Regions from separate parts of the Homo sapiens genome. Here region 1 is linked to region 2. The links are chromatin contacts, found by Hi-C or POLR2A ChIA-PET in ENCODE. All regions are on one chromosome and are shown on one strand. The core of a region is the stretch at or near the end of the contact, and the rest is flanking DNA. Distances in the headings are between cores, read along the strand shown.

Region 1 (4,739 bases), core at 1-2,500, 56 kb after region 2:
CTTTACCAAATTTTTAAAAATTAGCTGGGCATGATAGGTAACAAGAGTGACACCCTGAAGAAAGAAAGAAGAAAGTGGAGGGAAAGAGGGAGGAAGGATGATAGGAAAATAAATCTGCCAGGATCTAATAAAGCTTAGTGACCATGCCACCATGCCACTCCTAAGTATTTAAAAGAAATGAAAATTTATCTTCCCCAAAATACTCTTACAGTACAAGCTCTATTAACAGTGGCCAAAGACCGGAAACAATCAATTGGCCAAGAACAGGTGAGTGAAACTATATTGGCTACATTATAGTATAGCCACACAATGAAATACCACTCAGCAGTAAAAAATAACGAGCTGTTGATATCCCCACAACATGGACAACTCTCAAAAACACTTTGCTGCGGCCAGGCAGGGTGGCTCATGTAATCCCAGCACTTTGGGAGGCGGAGATGGGCAGATCACATGAGGCCAGGAGTTCGAGACCAGCCTGGCCAACATGGCGAAACCCCTCTCTACTAAAAATATGAAAATTAGCCAGGTGTGGTGGCGGGCGCCAGCAGTCCCAGCTACTCAGGAGGCTGAGGCAGGAGAATCGCTTGAACCCGAGAGGCGGAGGTTGTGGTGAGCAGAGATCGCGCCACTGCACTCCAGCCTAGGTGACAGAGCCAGACTCCGTCTCAAAAAAACAGCTTTGTTGAGCAAAAGTCAGACACAAAAGACAACCTATTGCATGCTTCTACTAACGTGAAAATCAAGGAGACAAAACTATCGTGGAGCGATAGAAATCCAAATACTGCAAAATGTTCTGTCCATTTGAGTCATTCCAAGCTCCCTATTCTTTTCAGAGCCTACACTGTGGAGGACCCCCAGGCCGCAGATTGATAGCAACTGGGACAGTTCTGGTTTCAGCGCCCAGCGCAGACGCCACTCTTCGAAAAGGTGGGGCACACGCCAAAACGCAATCATCCGGTCTTCAGTTATCAGTACTAAACATGGCGGCTCCCACCGAGCACCACACCCAGATCACGAGACCGCGCGCTGTCGGAGCCAGTCTGTCGGCTCACTGGGGCGCGCCTACTTTTAGATTGACCAATAAACGCGAGGCGTAAGGCACGCCCTCTTTCTTCCCGTCTCCGCCAATAATCTCCCGGTCCCTTCCACAGGACCCAATCACCGCTTCGGCCTCTCTTGAATGAAAAGGCAGCGGCCCAGTCAGCAGAGCAGCAGCCCGACGCAAGAGGCAGGAAGCGCAGCAACTCGTGTCTGAGCGCCCGGCGGAAAACCGAAGTTGGAAGTGTCTCTTAGCAGCGCGCGGAGAAGAACGGGGAGCCAGGTGAGCAGCGGATCCCGGGCGCGGGGCCGCGGTGTGGGGACGTCTGAACTGAGAGCGAGAGGACGAGGGGAGACGTTGGGATCTAAGGGGAGGGGGAGAAAGGGTCGCGAGACGGTGGGGGCGGGGCGGTTGGTGTGTCAGAGCGCTGTGTGTTGGCCGTTGGGCACCGGGGCGCATGCGCTAGGGGTGGGCCAGCCGTTGGCGCGCGGTGCTCGGGGCTCGGGGCCCGCTTCTCGGAGGGGCTGTCATGGCCTACGGCGCTCCGAGCCCCACTTGGAGTCTGTCAGTTCGTCCGAATAGACCCCGCGGCGGCCTGGGGCCATTTGGAGAGGGACGAGGGGGTGACGCCGGGGTCTGGGGCCTGGGTGGGAGAAGTTGGAGCTTTCAGTTGTCAGGGGTTTCTTTGGGTCCGAGGGACTTGATCCCTTTCCCAGTCTACCTTCTTCTTGGTCTACTTTTTACGGGATTCGGGATTCTGAGATTTAGAGCAAATAAGACTTTATTTTGGAAGGCCGGGCGCGGTGGCTCTTGTAATCTCAGTACTTTGGGAGAGACCAAGGAGGGCGGATCACTTGAGGTCAGGAGTTCGAGACCAGCCTGGCCAACATGGTGAAACCTCGTCTCTACTCAAAATACAAAAAAAAATCAGCCGAGCGTGGTGGCGAGCGCCTGTGGTCCCAGCTACTCGGGAGGCTGAGGCACGAGAATCGCTTGAACCCGGGAGGTGGAGGTTACAGTGAGCCGAGATCGCGACACTGCACTCCAGCCTGGGTGACAGAGCGAGATTCTGCCTCAAAAAAAACAGAATGAAAAAAAGATTTTCTTTTGGAAATAGGAGTCCCCAGGTGGGAATAAACTCCGGGGTGGAAAGCCTGCCTGGGGACACTTGAGGGTAACTGGGTACACGTGGCGTGTCTGGGTTGTGAGTTCCCCGCTGTCACCTTTCAAGTTCATGCGCTCCTGGCGCCTTAGCGGTCATGGCCACCCACTTTGGGCGGGGAAAACCCCGCCGGATCCTTTCCTGATCTAATCAGTTTTGAGCTTTAGATCCTGTCCAGCCCGGTTTCTCGAAAATTTTATCTTAGCAGATTCGGTTCACCCCAATTTATTTATCTCTCTCTCTCTTTTTTTTTTTTTTTTTTTTTTTTTGAGACAGAGCCTTGCTCTGTCGCCCAGGCTGGAGTGCAGTGACACTATCTCGGCTCACTGCAGCCTCCGTCTTCCGGGTTCAAGCAAGCACATCCGGCTAATTTTTGTATTTGTAGTAGAGACGGGGTTTCACCATGTTGCCCAGGCTTGTCTCTAATTCCCGACTTCAAGTGATCCGCCCGCTTCGCCTCCCAAAGTGCTGGGATTACAGGCATGAGCCACCACGCTGGGCCCCAATTTCTTTTTTTAAATTTATTTTTCTTGAGAAAGGGTCTCCCTCTGTCACCCAGGCTGGAATGCCATGGCGCCATCACTGGCAGCCTCGACCTCCTGGCTCAAGCGATCCTCCCGGCACAGCCTCCCAAGTAGCTGGGACTACAGGCCCATGCCACCACACCGGGCTAATTTTTTTCTTTTTTTAATTTCTACTTATTTATTTTTTAGCCTTTGCTACATAGAAGGTGCCCCTTGGGCTATGTGTTTTTTAAGTTTTTTTAAGTTTTAGGGTACATGTGCACAACGTGCAGGTTTGTTACATATGTATACATGTGCCATGTTGGTGTGCTGGACCCGTTAACTCGTCATTTGCATTAGGTATATCTCCTAATGCTGTCCCTCCCCCCTCCCCCCACCCACCCGGCTACTTTTTTAAAAATTGTTTTTGTATAGACGCGGTCTCGACTTATTGTCCAGGTTGGTCTCGAACTCCTGGGCTCAAGCCATCCTCCCACGCTGGCTTCTCAAAGTGCTGGGATTACAGAAGTGAGGCACCATGCCGGGCCTGCCCCAAATTTATTTCCCCACCAACAAAACAACTTTGCTTTATTTCCTTAAAATACACCATCTCTTGGCCACCTAGATTTGGAGCCCAGAATAGACTGTGGCTTTTCTCTACCCATGGATTGGTCAGGGGATGTTCCTGTCTTTTGGCATGTCCCACCCTTTCTTTCCTTACCTCACGCCCCTACCCTGGTTACTTCTCTTTTATTTGGTGACTGGTTTTCCCTGCTACTGGTCTTAACCTACCCCTTCATCGGAGGAGTAAGTTACAGTACTCTTGGGCAGATCCTGATTGAGTGGCTCAGCTCCAATCTAATTAGCAGTTCCCTATTGCTTAACAAGTACACAGGCCCAGGCTGGGCGTGGTGGGTGGCTCATTCCTGTAATCCCAGCACTTTGGGAGGCAGAGGCAGGAGGTTTGCTTGAGTCCAGGAGTTCACGACCAGCCTGGGAAACGTGGTGAAACACTGTCTCTACTAAAACAAAAATTAGCCAGGCGTGGTGGCATGCACCTGTAGTCCCAGCTACACAGGAAGCTGAGGTGGTGGACTCACTGGGCCTGGGAGGTCGAGGCTCCAGTGAGCTATGATTGCACCACTGCACTCCAGCCTGGGTGACAGAGCGAGACCCTGTCTCAAAAAACAAAAAAACAAACAAACAAACACATGCCCTGTGTGGCTGACCAGCTCTTCCAGCTTTGTCTTCTGCCCTGACGCCAGCCAGCTAGTCCTACTCTGCATACCCCAAAAGGCTCTGGTGCTTTTCGGACTGACCTTTCTTGGCTCCTGTTTTCCCTGCTGCCTGGGAAGTGACCCCTTCAGATTGCCTGTTTGAAGGGTCAGATAAAGAGACATGTTCAACTCTGCCTGAACGCCTTTATTCTAGTTCCATTTATTCAGCCATTGCTATGGAGTGCTTATTAGCTGTTCTCACAGGGCAGGGCTGACTGGAAGCGGTGCTGTTTTAGTTGGGGCTGTGAGGAAATGCCTTTCTGGAGCAAAGGAGGCCCAAAAGAAGTGGGGGATTTGTGACCCTTCCAGGCAGCAGGAACAGCAAGTGCAAAGGTGCTGAGGTGTGTTTGAGACACGGCAGCAAGGCTGGCGAGTGAGGGGCAATGGGGGAGATGAGGTATGAGTATAGAGGAGTCGGGTTAGGAGGGGCCCGGTAGGCTGGCTTTGTGAGGACTCGAGTTTTTTTCTAAGCACAGTAGGAACCCATTAAAAGTTTTGAGCAGAATAGTGATGTACTCTTAGGTTTGTTTTTTTTTTTGAGACAGAGTCTTGGTCTTGCTCTGTCGCCCAGGCTGGAGGGCCATGGTGTGATCTCGGCTCTCTGCAACCTCTGCCTCCTAGGTTCAAGTGATTCTCCTGCCTCCAAGTAGCTGGGATTACAGGTACCCGCCACCACACCCGGCACATTTTTGGTATTTTTAGTAGAGATGGGGTTTCACCATGTTGGTCAGGCTGGTCCTGGACTCCTGACCTCAGGT
Region 2 (4,202 bases), core at 1,347-3,846:
CCTCCCTGTGGAGCCTGTTACCTCCGCATTTGACACGAGTCTGCTGTGAACCCCGCAACCTCCTCCCCACCTCCCATCTCTCCTTCCAGGCCCATCCCTGGCCCAGAGCAGGAGGGAGGGAGGGACGATGGCGGTGGGTTTTTGTATCTGAATTTGCTGTCTTGAACATAAAGAATCTATCTGCTGTTGGACCTGTGTGGCTTCGGGGTGGGAGAGGGGGAAGATTGGGGCTGAGAAAGAATTCAGCAGCTGAAATCCATCTTCCGCAGGCTCCAAATTGAATTAGGAGCTGGCACCAAGCCACCTGCCCCCTCCCACTGTTCCTTCTGGCTGCAGGCCACCAGGCTTCCAGGCAGGGCCAGAGCTTCCTGGACTACTGAGGGTTCAAATCCTGCCCCCTCTCCCACAAGGCCTCCTACCCCCTGGAGCTTCACAAGGCTGCTGTCTGCAGCTGGTGACAACCCCCGGACCGTGGGGAGCACCAGGGCATTGAAACCTGGCTTGGAAATAGAAAGATGGAACCTCAGGCCTGCCAGAGCCCCACCCCTACACCGGGAGGTTGGGGGCAGGCGTGAGGCAGCCCCCACCCCACCCGGCCCAATGCTGGACACGCAGGCGTCCATGGGGCACCCTGCTTTGTCCTAGACATAAACCCAGCATACTTGTTTTGACAACCCACTCATCTTCGAGGATTGAGGGTGATCAGGGAAAGGCGGGGTGGGACCCTGGCCAGACCTGGAGGGAAGGGAAGGGATTGAAGCAAGGGGCGCTGGGCCAGAAGGCCCCACAGGAATGCTTGGGGGTGAGCCGAGAGGCTGTGGGGAAGTCCGAGGCCAGCTTGCAATCCTCGTTCCAAAAGGCGGGCGGGCACTGGGCCACCAGGAAGAGGGGAAGGGGGAAAAGGGGAAGACCCTGGGGGCTGGGTGTTGGTGGACAGACCCGGGTGGAGTCGGGGAGCCGCAGTCCTGGTGACTCAGGGCATCCCCGGGCACCTGTGGGCTCCTCAGGTGTCTGTGCTGGGAGCCGCTTGCGGTGGTGAAGGGGTGTGGCTATGTGTGTCTCGGGTGTTGGGTAGCACTGTGAGTCTATCAAGAGTGTTGATGGCTCGTGACGCAATGAGGGAGGGCTGTGTCGTGGGTAAGGGATGTGATAACCGGCTCTGTGTTCCAGGGCAATTGCAGGTGTAACTGGCAGTGTCTGGTGGTGGGGAGTGCAACGGAGTGACTGTGTCTTGGGGTGTCCCGGGGTGTGGGGGTGTGTGTCTTAGGGTGCTGTTTCTGGGGCAAGGAGGGGTGCTTGGCTAGGCCTTGGGGTGTTCAGGGGTGTCAGGGTATGTCTCGGGGTGTTGCTGTTTCCTGGGTGGGGGTGCTGGCTAGGTCTAGGGGTCTCTAGGGGTGCAGGTGTGTGTGTCTCAGGGCGTTGCTGTTTCTGGGTGAGGGTGGGGGTGGCCAGCTAGGTCTCTGGTGTCCAGCGGCGGGGGGTGTCACTTCTTGTGCCTTGGGTGTACGGAGTGTGCTGGTGGGGCCTGTCTGGGATTGTTGAGGGGTCATTGAAAGTCAAACAGAGTGTGGTCAGGGGCAGTTTTGGCAATAAGGAGTGTGTGTGCGTGTGTGTATCTCTCGGGGTGCCAAGTGAGACCCTATTTCCCAGCACTAAGGAGGGTGGTTCGGGTGATCATCTCAGAGGGCTGCATTTTGGGGTGTTGGGAGGGGCTGGAATTGAGGCAGTAACTCTGGGTGCGTCCCGGCGCTGGGGGTAAGACCCTGAGTTCAGGGATGTGGCGGCAGCAACCTGGCTGTGCTGAGATGGGGACAGGATGAAACTGAGTGGTAAGTGACAGGATTGTATGTCTTAGGGTGTGAGGCTGTGCCAGTGTGACCCTACTTCTCAGGGCAGGAGGCGAGTCTTTGTGTCTTAGGACGTGTGTCACAGGTGTCACTCAGCCCATCTTAAAGGAGCCAGTCACTGGGGAGAGTCCCCAGGTCGCCAGGCCTCCTGGTTCCCCTGCCCCCTTTCAGCCTCCTCCCAGGATATGACTCGCTGTGGCCCTAGCCGGGGCTTAAGCCCCTGTATAAATAGGCGGATCCCCTGGCCAGGCTGGGCCTGACCCAAGCTGGTCTACCCGAGGCCCTGCCCACCAGCACCCACCCCGACATCCACGAAGGCTTTGGCAGGGCAGGGGGGGCATTGCTGGCCCCACAGAATTGGAGTTAGCCTCTCTAGCTCCAAAGCCCCAGGGAGGGGGGCAGTGGCACCCCCTGCAGCTGCCCCAGCCCGCCCCAGACGACGCTCACATTTTCCAGTGTTTAGATTTTATCCGCTTTATTAATGAGGCAAGAGGCCCGATCCTGGGGGGGAAGGGGGCTGCTCCCGCCCTGCTGGGAGGAGGGGGTCACATGGGGCCAGACCAACTCCAGGGAGCCTCACTCCTCGTGGAGGGAGCCGCTGGGGCCCAGAGTGGCCCCCGCCCATTGCCAGGAGCAGAGAGGGGGGTCTCTGCCACTCCAGGCCCCCAGCGGGCGTGCGCGGGGTGGAGCGGCCCCTGGAGGCCAGCAAGGGCGGCGGGAGGAGCTGAGGAGCCGCCCCAGGAAGAGGGAGGGAGGAAGCGGCTTGCCGGAGAGCCAGGGCGCAGTGGGCGGCAGGGCTGAGCGGCCGGTGATGGGGACCCCACATCCCAGGCAGTGCCGGGTAAGGGGGTTGCACATGAGGGTCCCTGATTGGGGAGGAGGAGGGCATGAAGGGGTGGGGCCATGGCCACCTGCTGTCCGTCCTGTGTCCCCGGGCTCTTCTCCCTGATCTGTGCGTCCCTGTCTTACCGTCTGTCCATCCTCCCTTCCCATCTGGCCTGGTGGGCAGTTCCGCCCTTTCAGCCCTCACCACCAGGATATCAAAGAGTGGATGGTCGTGGGGCCGCCTCCAGGCCTCTGGGGCAGGGATATGGAGTGGAACCGTGGGCACCCAGGGTGAGGCAGAGGTGATCGGGGTAGGGCCTGGCGAGAGACCGCAGTGGAGCAGAGGCAGGTCCATGGGGCAGGGGCAGAGATGGGTCCATGGCACAGATGTGGCTGTGCCATGTGGGGTCAGAGATGGGTCCATGGGGGACAGGGACATGGCCGTGGGGAGAGATGTGCCCGTGGTGGTAGAGATGGGGCTGGGGCATCGAGGATGGGACTGGAGTAAAGCTGACATGGGGAAAGTCAGGTAGGGCCACAGTGGCAGAAATGGGTGAGAGCTATCAGATGGAGCCACAGGCCCCAGGAATTTGCTGGGTGTAAAAATGGAAGGTGGGGGTCGGAGGCACTGGCAGAGATGCCTGAGGGCGGGGCTGGGGGGAATCTTGCAGGAAACCATGAAGGGCAGAGAAAGGGCCAGTGGGGTTAGAGGGAGGCCCTGGAGCAGGAGATGGGGTGGTGAGAGGCAAAAGAGAGGGAGAAGGGTTTCCAAATGGAGTGGCCAGGTCATTTGGAGTTGCCCATGGCAACTGCCATGGGCAGAGGGGCCGCCTGAGAACGCCATGGAGTCAAACAGGCCCTGATGTTCTGAGATGGCACCGTGGGCTGGTCCCCGCCCGGGCCCAGCCAGCCTCACTCTGCCCTCCTCTCCTCTATCCAGCACCCCTGGCGCCTGACATGAGCCCTTGCGGGCCCCTCAACCTGAGCCTGGCGGGCGAGGCGACCACATGCGCGGCGCCCTGGGTCCCCAACACGTCGGCCGTGCCGCCGTCGGGCGCTTCGCCCGCGCTGCCCATCTTCTCCATGACGCTGGGCGCCGTGTCCAACCTGCTGGCGCTGGCGCTGCTGGCGCAGGCCGCGGGCCGCCTGCGACGCCGCCGCTCGGCCGCCACCTTCCTGCTGTTCGTGGCCAGCCTGCTGGCCACCGACCTGGCGGGCCACGTGATCCCGGGCGCGCTGGTGCTGCGTCTGTACACTGCGGGGCGCGCTCCGGCCGGCGGGGCCTGCCACTTCCTGGGCGGCTGCATGGTCTTCTTCGGCCTGTGCCCGCTGCTGCTGGGCTGTGGCATGGCCGTGGAGCGCTGCGTGGGCGTCACGCGGCCGCTGCTCCACGCCGCGCGGGTCTCGGTCGCCCGCGCGCGCCTGGCGCTGGCCGCGGTGGCCGCGGTGGCCTTGGCCGTGGCGCTGCTGCCGCTGGCGCGCGTGGGCCGCTATGAGCTGCAGTACCCGGGCACGTGGTGCTTCATCGGC

What was found. Hi-C counts contacts between places; a loop is a spot of excess contacts on that map. ChIA-PET counts read pairs that join two places held with the same protein, here RNA polymerase II (POLR2A). Pooled maps may share reads with other maps.
Region 1: a map of B cell shows a loop between it and region 2 (7-fold over the local background). The contact joins the promoter of DDX39A here to the promoter of PTGER1 in region 2. A Hi-C loop is called at or near these places in 11 of 168 maps with a recorded cell type or tissue (B cell, CD4-positive, alpha-beta memory T cell, GM12878 and 8 more), 3 of 37 single-sample maps with no recorded cell type and 19 of 50 pooled maps. POLR2A ChIA-PET finds 5 or more read pairs at or near these places in 21 of 52 experiments (CD4-positive, alpha-beta T cell, CD4-positive, alpha-beta memory T cell, CD8-positive, alpha-beta memory T cell and 16 more).

Annotation. Positions count from the first base shown.
Region 1 is chr19:14,415,852-14,420,590 of GRCh38, reverse strand. It overlaps DDX39A (DExD-box helicase 39A), which reads left to right and starts at 1,250. Exons shown (of 11, transcript NM_005804.4): 1 at 1,250-1,321. RefSeq lists silencers at 1,421-1,520, 3,668-3,757, 3,778-3,857 and enhancers at 1,641-1,780, 2,191-2,250, 2,621-2,670.
Region 2 is chr19:14,473,748-14,477,949 of GRCh38, reverse strand. PTGER1 (prostaglandin E receptor 1) reads left to right here and starts at 2,596. Exons shown (of 3, transcript NM_000955.3): 1 at 2,596-2,688; 2 at 3,613-4,202. The coding sequence starts at 3,630. GIPC1 (GIPC PDZ domain containing family member 1) reads left to right here. Exons shown (of 9, transcript NM_005716.4): 9 at 1-188. RefSeq lists a silencer at 1,044-1,526 and an enhancer at 1,943-2,611.